2 separate regions of the Mus musculus genome follow, and region 1 is linked to region 2. A link is a contact called in ENCODE Hi-C or POLR2A ChIA-PET data. All regions are on one chromosome and are shown on one strand. Each heading gives the region's core, a stretch centred on a gene start or an enhancer-like site at or near the end of the contact. The rest is flanking DNA. Distances are from core to core; before and after follow the strand shown.

Region 1 (5,576 bases), core at 280-2,779, 150 kb before region 2:
GCTTTCTCTAGTCAGGTCTTTCTTCGTTTACCACCACTGACTCCTGCTCAGCAAAGCTGTGTTTAGCACACCCATACAAAGAACATACTTTCAAAGACACAAAGCTGCCACATATCCAAGGTATGGAAAGCTTTATTTCATTTTTGTTCTTTGAACCAGGGCTTCTCTGTGTAGTCCTGGCTGTCCTGGAACTTGTACTGTAGACAAGGAAGGACTTGAACTCTGAGATCCACCTGCCTCCCTCCTAAATACTAGGATTAAAGGTGTGCACCACCATAAAAGTTTTATTTTAAAAATATGTGTATCTTGCCTGCATGTATACATGTATGTGCATCATATATACATGCCTGGTGCCTGAAGCAGTCAAAAGAGGGTTTGAGTTCCACTGAGTTGGGATGGTTGGGAGCCTCACGTTGAGTGTCAGGAACTGAACCTGGATCCTCTTGTAAGAAGAGTAACAAGTGCCTTTAAATCACTGGGACAACTCTCCAGCCACAGGCATAGAGTTTTATCATGTATAACATGGAATGTTTCCTACATATGACTTAACTCAAATAATTTTTAACCTGTGTTTGATCCTTGGAACCTGTGGGCAAAGGAAACAACAGGTCCCTTCATGTTGTCCTCTGCTCTCCACACATTTGCCATAGCACATGTGCCCCTCCCCACAATAAATAAAATGGTAATACAAAATTTTAATATTCAGTCATGACACCTGTTATGTAGTTATTGGAAGGTGGCTCATAAGACTACACCAGCCTTCAGGAAATTCAAGAAACGTATTGAGGGCCCAACAAGATGGTTCACTGGGTAAAGGCCACCAAATCCCACAATCAGAGTTCTAGCCCCAGGGTCCAGACATTAGGAGGTGACTGGTGAAGGTTGTCCTCTGACCTCAGCAAATGTTCACACAAGTAAATGTAATAAAATTAGTTTACAAAGAAAAGAAACATTGAGGTATGGGGAAGTTAGAAAGTTAGCCGATTCACTGTGGTTCCTCTTGCCAGTTTATATAATCGGTGCACAAAGGGGGAAGAAGCCCTCTGCAGAGCTGCCTCTGGCGGGGCAAGGGGTGGGCAGGGTAGACAAGACGGAATCCTTTCTCTTGTCCGTGGTTGGTGCTCTATTCGGGGTGAGGAGACAATTGTTCCTCTCCCTGAAGTCACTCAAAGTTGAGTACCTACCAGTAGCCTACCTCTCTCAGAGGCCGCCATGTTCTGCTACGCTGAGAGTCTTGGACAGACACGTCCCATAGTGGGGCTGTCGGTGTCTGCCATCCCCGGAGCCCACACGAAGCCCCGCCCCGGAAGCTGCCTGCCCCATCAGACTCCTCCCCAGGCATGTGTGAGGTCACTGCTCTCCGGCCACCACCAGCTCCGGGGAGGGACCCAAAGGCGCCCCGACGGCGCATGCTCCCGCTCGGGCGGGCCGCTCGGCTCACCTAAGCCGGTCTAGCCTGCGTGCGTGGCGTTCGCGGAGCCCAGCGAACCGGTCGCGAGAACCTCGAGGCAATTGGGGTTGGGAGGCAGCGGCCGCCAGGCGGCACCGCGCCAGCACTGCCGCCCAGGCCTCACGTCTGACACGAACAGCGCGCGCCGCCACGAACCGGGCCGGCCCCCCAGCCAATGGGCGCCGCGCTACAAGTGACCACGCCCACCGCCCCTCGCACGTAAAGGGAGTCTCTGGCCCGGCCTCGCCGGCTGCTGGCTTCTGATTGGCTGGGGCGAGCAGTGGCCGCAGCAGGCGAAGCCGGTGTTCTCGCACTCGGGTGGCGGCCAGAAACCGGCAGGACTGGAAGGGACCCCGCGTCTCGGTGAGTGAAGCGGGAGCCGGGCGGGAGGCGAGGGCTGCGGGGCGGGGGGTCCCTCGGGTGGGCGGAGGACTTGGGGTCCCCGTCGGCCAGTGCATGTGGAGCCGGAGGAAGGAGGCCGGAGCTTCTGGAGCGGATCGTGGCCGAGGGAACGAGAGTCGCGGAGGAGGCAACGATGGCAAACGGGGACCGGGCTGGTGCCAGCTTCGGGGATCCCGGGAGCAGTGGGAGGAGAGGGAGAGGGAGCGCGATCGCACGGGTCTAGGAGTCTGGACAAGGTCACAAGAAGGTGGGAGGTGAGGCAGGGCGCAGCGCTCGGGCACCTCGGCCTGGCCTTCCCGGGCGCCACCCGGGGTTTGCGCAGACCTTACGTGACCCTGTGTCACCGGATGGAGGAGGGAAGGCTGTGGCGGAATGCGAATGCCCCTGACAAGGGAACGGGGTGCAGAGATCACAAAAGCACGACTAAGGTTCAGGTGTGCCAGCCGTCCGGGTGACTCGATTCTGTTCTCTGCTTCCCTCGTTTATTCCTGGGGTGGAAAGCAGTCCTCTCTTTGAGGGGGTGATCCCTACCCGGGAATCTGCTTCCCGGACTACTGAGGCCCCCTGCAAATTGACAGTTTGGATGCAAATTCTTGACAGGTTCAAAAGGTTCTCGGTGCTCCTGGAATGTGCTAGAAGGTCTTCTCTGCACAGTATAACTTGAAAGGGCTTCTTAAGATACAAATCCTAGTGTTGTGCCCCTGGCCGTTTGAATCACAATCTCAGAGAAGCCATTTTGCACAAGCTGACAGGTAACTTAGGCAAAATCAGAATTTAAAATTTACTATTTTAGGTAATAGTTCTTAGGACCAAAGGGACATGCTGGGAAGAGTCTTCAGCTGTTATATCACCTGATGCCCAACCATTTTCTTATTTACCTCTTCTAGGTTGCCATGCCTTTGGAAAAGTGTGTCAGTAGTTATGCCTGGCCTTACAGAATAATGTGCTCAGCAAACTAAGTTTGAATATCTGGTTATTGCTGACTTAAAAATAAAAATATGTTCTACTTTCTGACAGATATAGGTCAGTCATTGGGTGAGTGAGATAATAAAAAAAAATCTAGTGGGAAAAAATCTTTTTAACTTGGAATTGAAATTGTTAGATAATTTAACTGAAGAGAGAATAGCCCATTTAACTATAGGTGTAATGTACACAGTTTTTACAGTTCAAAGACAGTATGAATTTTTATATTTTCAGTTCAGATTTACACCTGTAACATAAAAATGTTCATTTAACAATAAATAAATTGTCAAACAAAACTGTGGACTGTATGTGGGGAGTCAGATTGTAATCCTACCTTCCAGAAATATATTCCTGGTGTGGAACAATCCACATGACCCTTATATTATGGTCATATAATTCAAACTCATTTATCCACCTGTAAAATAAGGATATTGATCATCATCTCTTACTTAATTTCTTACACTTAAGTTATGATTTGAGCTTATTGACCGTGAGTTTTAAAGCATGTCCTTTCCTTTTCACCTAAGTGGCTATATTTCATAAATACTACCACCACTACCACCTCTTCCTTCTCTTCTTCTTCCTCCTCCTCTTCCAGCATGGTTTTGCTGTGTAGCCCAGGCTAGCTTCAAACTTGAGATCTCCTGCTTCCCGTAGTCTGATACTGACATTACATGCAATTTCCACCACAGCACACTCTTCAGTTTCCTCATCTTTTTGTAGCCCTTTCTGGTAGCCAAATGCATATATAATTGGTACAAATTCGTACCTTTGCATTGGAGTAAATGCCTTATCCACTGGGTCATATAATTACAGTTCTATCCATGTGGCTTTCTTTGTGCTCCAGACTCATCTTCAGCTTCTTGCCTGACATCTGCCCTGTCATGCCTGATGGGCGTCTTTTGTAAATTTGATTTCATTATTTTTGTTGTTGTCTTGAGACAGAGTGTTGCTTTGCAGCCTAGGCTAGCTTTGCACTCCTGATCCTCTCCCCTCTTGAGGGCTGAAATTATAGGCACATATCACCACTCTGGCTATCATTAGTCCCCTAAAAGAAATAATGGCTACATGATGCGCCCCAATTCTTAACCGCATTATGAAATTAACAACATTCTGAAAGTGAGGTCAAATGCCCCACCCATTCCAGCTTGATAATCTATATCACATACTCGTGATGAAGGGAAGGGATGGGTGTCTTCTGTTCTTTTATATACAGTAAAGAAATAGTTCTCTCTCCCTCCCCCTCCCCCTCCCCCTTTTGCTCCATGAACCCACTGGACAATACACATAACCACCTAGGAAATGGGGAAAAGATGCCAGCCATGGTTTGTTTCCTTATTTATGGTGTGTTTGTTGACAATGCTGGGGATCTAACCTGTGACCTCAAGCAAGCTTAGCAAGTGCTCTGTCACTGAGCTGTGTCCCCAGCACAATAGAGGTGCCTCTCTCATGATGAGTTCAGGAGGCATAAACACAAAGGGAGATTTGTTTTGTTTTATATTTTCGAGATAGAGTCCCTCTATTATGTAGCTCTGGCTGTCCTGGAACACAGAGATCCATCTGCCTCTACCTCTTGAGTGCTGGGATTAAAGATGTGTATTACCCTCCCCAACCACAAAGGGATGTTTTTAAAGTAGATTGTAGTCTGATAATTTTTGTCACTTGTAACTTCAAGGAATCAAGACCCACTCAGGATATTTTCTCATTTTCATAGATGCTGTGTAAGAACAATAAAAGGAAATGGGCATAGGTGTGTGCAGCTTGGTGGTCTCACATTGCCTGATCAAACTCTGAAAGTACTCTACTCACTATGTGCAGGCCATGGGGATGTATGCAAGAGGGCAGGTCTGCACCCCAGCTTCAGGAACTCACACAGGTGTTTGTCAGTGTTCTGTAGGAGGGCGTAACCAAAGAGGACCTCCCAGAGGAGGCCAATTCAGGCACAGACCTGCAAAACCAAGAGTTAACTGGGGAAAATTGAAGTAGAGAGGCAAAGGGGAGCTGTTGCGACAGAGCACTCAGCTCTGTAAATGCTTTGAGCTGGCCTGGAACTCAAGATCCTTCTCCTTCAGACTCTGAGTGCTGGTTTTACAGCCATGTGCACCGCACCTAGTCAGTATTTGTTTTATTTTGTAAATGTAATCACATCCTGAACCTTGAGCTTACCAAGCTTTGTATGTACAAAGCTTAGTAAGATGTAATGTGTTAGGAAGTATTGGGAGTACAAGAAAAGGGAAAGTCTTAGCCCTAATCTGAATATTCTAGCTAGCTAAGTCTTCTTCTCTGTTAAGGATAGTATTTACTCCTTAGGGAGTGTACGGCTTGGAGAGGTGAGCTCACTTTTCAAACTAAACATTGCCCCATTAGAGTTGGCTTTTCTTTGAGGGCTTTGCCGCATATGAAGAGTCCAGGATTGCATGCTAATGAGTGGATAGCAGTTGTCACCACTTGAAGATTCATGTACTGTATGCTGTGTTTGCCTCCTTTATTTAATCTGTGGGTCAGGATTACAGGCAGTTCGACAGGAGACACACAGTAAAGATGACATGGATTTGTCACTCCTGCACCTTGATGAACTTGCATGAGATTAGTGATTGTAGGGAGAGAGAGCCCTTGCTCTCTGTGATGGCAGAATGAATTCTTTTGCTCCTTTACTCATATAACCATTTGCTCATCTTGGCCTTGTTTGAGTGCCACTTAAAAGGATGTTATAAAGAGGAAGCTGGGGGAACATTAGGAAGGTGTGTAAAAGAAGGCGGAT
Region 2 (5,831 bases), core at 1,592-4,091:
GGGACAGTGGCCATGAGTGGTCAGTGATTGTAGATGTGGGCTGGGATCTTAGGCACTACACCTTACCCATTTCCCATTATATTCTATGGTAGAGCCTAAGACTCACCAGGTGTGCCAGACAGAAGGTGAAGGAACATTCTATCTAAATCACTCACGTCTCAGATACTAATATCCCAAGGCTTCGTCACATTAAAAAAGATCTTGTTCATTTATTTTGGTTTTAAGACAGTGTCTCTCAAACGATGACCTTGTGCTTCTGATTCTCCCATCTGTATCTTTTGAGTGCTGAGGCTCCAGATGTGGTTGCGGTGCTGGGGACAGAAGTCGGTCGACGCTTCACTCATGCATGCTCCACAAACACTCCCATGCATGCATGCTTCGAAAACATCCCCTCACTGGCACCACATGCCAGCCTGAAGTTCTTTATTTTTGCTTTATAAACATTGTGTTTAGATGTATTTTTGCTTTATAAACATTTTGTTTAGATGTATGTGGATGAATGTTTTGCCTGCATATGTGTATGTGCACCACGTGCCTGTCTGGTGCCTGTGGCTATCAGGGGAGGATGTCAAGTCATCTAGGACTTACAGATGTTTGTGAGCCACTGTGTGAGCATACACAGTAAAGCCCGGGTCCTCTGCAAGAGGAACAAGGTGATCTGAATTCCTGAGCCAATTCTCCAGTCCTCTTGGTTTTTGTTGTTGTTGTTGTTGTTTTAAAATAGGGTCTCTGTTCAAGCTTGCCTAGGATTCACTATTTCGCCCAGGGTAGCCGCAGATCCATGGCAAGGCTCCTCTACCAGCCTCCTGAACACTGGTGTGAATACTGGTGTGAATACTGATAACAGGTGTGAGGCACTACACTCCTGTCTTAGTTAGGGGTTTACTGCTGTGAACAGACACCATGGCAAAGGCAAGTCTTATAAAGGACAACATTTAATTGAGGTTGGCTTACCGGTTCAGAGGTTCAGTCCATTATCATCAAGGCCGGAACATGGCAGCATCCAGGCAGGCATGGTGCAGGAGGAGGTGAGAGTTTTACATTTTCGTCTGAAGGCTGTTAGCAGAATACTGGCTTCCAGGCAGCTAGGATGAGGATCTTAAAGCCCACACCCACAGGGCCACACCTTCTAATAGTGCCACTTCCTGGGTCGAGCATATACAAACCATCACAACTGCTAAATCTAGAGTTTTCTAGGTCTAATACCAAATATCCTCTATGTAGACAGAGCACACAGTGGACAGGGTGTTGGTCTCCTTCATGTTTTTCTCCTTTGTGAATGTTATGAACTAGCCTTGTTGGGACTTGTTACAGACAAGCCCTGACTTGGTGTGGGAGGGAACCATGGCATGACTTGAATACCAGAACACAATAATGCCCAAAGGCTATCTTAGGCTGTCACAAGTCTTCCTGTGTTCGTTTTGTAATTTGTCTGTGGTTACATAAGCCCTGCTTCCATTTCCACCCACCAGAGAAGTGTCGTTTAGAAGTCTTCACTCAGCTCAGGTCTCTCCATGTACCGTGTCTATCCAGCTGCTAGGTTGGCACCCACTGTAGGCTTCTCCGCAGAGATGGAATGGATAGGCTCTCTCTGACTATATGGTGGTTTATGAGGGGAACATGCTCATGTGGTGACAGAGGCTGAGAACCAGGGGAGCCAGTTCTGGGGTTCACTGACTTGCACTTGGCCTCAGAATCAGGGGAGCTGGGACTGGGGATGTGGCCCAGTGGGTAGTGCTCTTGTCTAGAAGGCAGGAAGCCCTGGGGTTGAGCTCCAGAGCCACACAACCTTGCTGTGGAAGCACACACACATCGGTAATCCCAGCGCCCAGCAAATGGAGTTTGTAGGATAGCCTTCAGAGTCAGCCTGCTACACAGTGAATTCAAGGTCAGCTTGGGATACACAAGACCCTGTCTCAAGGGATAAAAATGAAGTATCCGTGAAGCTGATGATGTAACATTAGTGAGAAGCTGAGGTCCTGAGAACCAGAGCCGGGACGTTCCAAGGAAAGCCTGGAGTTCTGATGTATGAAGAGGGTGACAGGCCTGACCCGGGGTTTTGTAGTTCAGTTATTCTATCAACAGAGATACATCCTCAGCCCCACAGAGTTCTGTGCACAAGCAAATGTCTCTGAAACACACAAACTCTCCCTTGCCCAATGGCCTGAGACTTGGAGAAGCTTTTCCTGAGCCCCAACTCCAAGACAACTGTTCCTGTAAATTCTCTTTGGAACCCATGCTTCTGTGAAGCATAACTCGTGTTTAAACACCAGAATTCCTGCCTGGTGCCCTACCCCCTTCTCTTGATTTGGTTTCTGTGTTCACACTTCCTGTGTACGCAGTGCGCGGCAAACAGCGGTGCTCAGCACTTGTCAAAACAGTAAGGGCCTAACTGTGCTACCCAATCTCCCTCCAGCCTCATAGCGAGGTGTGTGTGGCTCAGGGATCGGACTTTGGCACCTCCTCCAGGCTGGCAGAAGGCTGTGCTCTTCGGATCCTCTATCTCGGGCCTCTTGCCCAGCTGCGTAGCCTGCAAGAACCCACGCCCAGGGAGTGTCACTCCAGTCACACGGGGCCTAGACGCCTCTGGAGAACAGCCCTGTCCGCTCCAGGCCAGGCATCGTGGGGACGTCGGAGCCTCTTCTCACCGCTCGAGGTGAGACTCGCACGTGGGCCTGGGGACCTGCGGAAGAGACGCGGGCTGAGGGGAGCAAACCCGGGCCAGCCCTGGTAGATTCACTCAATTCCCGGGTCTGAACAACTGGACAGCAGAGACGCCCCACGATTGGTCTGTTTGGCGTCGCTTAGCAGCAGCGAATGGGAGCTCACGGTGTGCGCATGAGCACCACATCCTGCCTCCTACAGCCGGGCCGCGGGTAACCTGCACCCCGCCGGCCGCCGGGGTGGGCTGCGGTGGCCGAGGCGGAGGTCGGCCGCGGGGGCGAGGTGAGGTTAGCGGGCCAGGCGGGCGTGGAGAGGTGGGGTCGGGGTCTAGGCCACCGGGCTGCAGCCCGGGCCGGTGGGACTCCGCCGAGGCCCGGCCCCCTGCACGGTGCGTACCGGCTGGGATGCGCTGCCCGCTGTGCCTGCTGCCCGGGGCGGGGCCGGGGCGTGTCTCGGGAGGGCGGGGCGGTGGTTCCCTTTATGTAGACTGAACTCTAGTCCTGTCACTTGCTTCTTTTGAGAGCAAACTTTCCTTAGTCTGCTGGTCTAGCAGAACTTGGCTTCTTCAAGGCCTGGTCACCCCTACACCAACTTTCCTGGACTTGGATAAGCCGGGACAAAGAACCTGCAGAGCAGAGCGGGGGTCAAGCTTGCAAAAAGCCAAATCCAGGGAAGGAACTGAGTTACCTCTGATGAAAGGTGCCGTTACAGTTTGCGGTCTTGTGAAACGGAGCCCCATGTAACTCGAGTTTGGCCTTGAGCTTGGGATCCTCCTGCCTCCACTCCCCGCCCCGCAAGTTCTGGGATCACAGGTGTATGGCCTCCATGCCCAGCTCGGTTGGTGTAGCGGGTGACAAGATCAGAGAAACTAAAGCAACCCTCAGTGCAGAGCCAATGCTAGAGCAACGTGTCTGTAAAAGTCTACACAGAGAGTTTATTCAGGTAAAGAACTTGTCAGGGAAATGAGAACGGGGACAGCTTTGCATAGCCTGACACTGATATACAGGATTCATTCGCACCGCAGCTTTCTCAGGAAGACAGTTGTAGACAGGTCCCTAGAGATGCCTCGTAAATGTTTAGTGGACAACAGAGAGGACATCTTGAGGTCTCATAAAGAATTTCAGATCAAGGCTGGGGTGATGGTGCACATCTTTAATCCCAGCACTCAGGTGGCAGAGATAGAGGCAGTGCATAGCCAGACAAGACAACTGACTTTAGAGTATAATACACTAGGTAAGGAGAGGTGGTTTTATTTTATTTTAGAGAGGGTCTCACTCTGTAGTCCTGGCTGGTATGAAACTTACTGTGTAGGCCATGCTGGCCTGGGTCTGCCTGCCTCTTCTAAATCCTGGGATTAACGGTGTGTGCCTCTGAGCTTTAACTCCAGCAGTTTACTCACCACTTGGTTCTGTTTTAGGCAGGCTGTCCTGCAGCCTAAACTGCCCTTTAACATGCCACTCGCCTGGGGGTGACTTTGAACTCCTGACCTTCCTGCCTCCACCCCACCCCCCAAGTGCTGATATTATGAGCTTAAGCCACCACACTCTGCATTTCAAGGGGCACTTGTAGGGACCCTTCCTCTACCAGCAAGTCTCTGATTAGAGATTGTTTTTGTTTTTAAACATAGTCTCACTATAGCCCAAGTTCTCTGGTGCTGGGATTACAGGTTTGAGACCCACACTGCCTCTGGTTAGGTGTTGGCAGTTCTGCGGTGGAGAGGGCGTCTTTAGAGAGACAATAGCTGAGAACTCGGAGGTTTGGTTTTGAGGTCCACATACTGTGGAAAGAGTATGGAACTGGGAGACTGAAGTCTGCTTCTACCTCCTGATCCTTAGTTTTCCTCACCTGCGAAGTGGGTCCAAGGAAGCTCTGAGCACTTAGTAGCATTATCCATACGAAGGTCTTAGTCCCTCTGCATCCTTGGGAGATTGGGCTCAACCCATTGCATACAGTGGCTTCGTGTTTATAGAAATCTGTGCATATTCCCCGTGTGCCTCGGACAATATCTGCATTAATTAGAACATCTACATAGTGTGCTGTGTGTGTGGTTGCTGCATATTACATTGCTTAGGGAATCGTGGCAAGTCTGTACATACTCAGTACAGAAGCAGTTGTTTTGTTTTGTTTTAAAAATATTTTCCATCTGAGGTCGGCTGCATCTGCAGGTGCAGCACCCACAAATATTGAAGAAGGTAGGTGGAGTTCTTCTCAGCCCTTTGACTAAGATCAAGTACAGAGGGACGCCATGATATTCTTCGTATCCAGCTCAGCTATCTTCTGCTCTCAGCTCTTAGCGATGCCGTAGTTGGTCCCTGTCTCCTTCTGTATCTCATCCACGAGCAGCTTGGAGCCTAGAAGATCCCAAGCTGGAAATCAGGTCTCAAATCTTGTATCAGAGAGTGAATCCATCACGGGCTTACTGTCCCCTTAGCATGCTTTCCTCAGTACTACGCCTGTGAAGGGCGCTGGTACCTGGCTGTACTAAATTCAGCTCCTTTTGCTACGTTAAATTTGTATTTTGCCCCTTGCTTGTATCCTTACGTTGGGGAGATTTGAGTGGAAGATAAAGAGTAAATGTGAGAGGAAAATAAGAATAAAAGAGTGGCTTTGGTATAGCAACAAAGTGTGTGTGTACATCAGGGACAGTCTGTGATGTATGTATGACAGGGCAGGACAGTCTGTGATGTATGTGTGACAGAGCAGGACAGTCTGTGATGTATGTATGACAGAGCAGGACAGTCAGTGATGTGTACAGAGCAGGACAGCCTGTGATGTGTACAGAGCAGGACAGTCTGTGATGTATGTATGACAGAGCAGGACAGTCTGTGATGTGTACAGAGCAGGACAGTCTGTGATGTGTGTATGACAGAGCAGGACAGTCTGTGATGTATGTATGATGGAGCAGGACAGTCTGTGATGTATGTATGACAGGGCAGGACAGTCTGTGATGTATGTATGACAGGGCAGGACAGTCTGTGATGTATGTATGACAGGGCAGGACAGTCTGTGATGTATGTATGACAGGGCAGGACAGTCTGTGATGTGTACAGAGCAGGACAGTCTGTGATGTATGTATGACAGAGCAGGACAGTCTGTGATGTGTACAGAGCAGGACAGTCTGTGATGTGTGTATGACAGAGCAGGACAGTCTGTGATGTATGTATGAT

Evidence for each region. Hi-C counts contacts between places; a loop is a spot of excess contacts on that map. ChIA-PET counts read pairs that join two places held with the same protein, here RNA polymerase II (POLR2A).
Region 1: a map of T-helper 2 cell shows a loop between it and region 2 (2.3-fold over the local background). The contact joins the promoter of Higd1a here to the promoter of Sec22c in region 2. A Hi-C loop is called at or near these places in 2 of 37 maps with a recorded cell type or tissue (T-helper 2 cell and regulatory T cell). POLR2A ChIA-PET finds 5 or more read pairs at or near these places in 2 of 5 experiments (Patski and embryonic stem cell).

The regions. Positions count from the first base shown.
Region 1 is chr9:121,853,749-121,859,324 of GRCm38, reverse strand. Higd1a (HIG1 domain family, member 1A) reads left to right here and starts at 1,529. Exons shown (of 4, transcript NM_019814.5): 1 at 1,529-1,813. It overlaps Gm47112 (predicted gene, 47112), which reads right to left and starts at 1,578. Exons shown (of 1, transcript NR_168944.1): 1 at 117-1,578.
Region 2 is chr9:121,702,039-121,707,869 of GRCm38, reverse strand. It overlaps Sec22c (SEC22 homolog C, vesicle trafficking protein), which reads left to right and starts at 2,841. Exons shown (of 7, transcript NM_001164562.1): 1 at 2,841-2,946.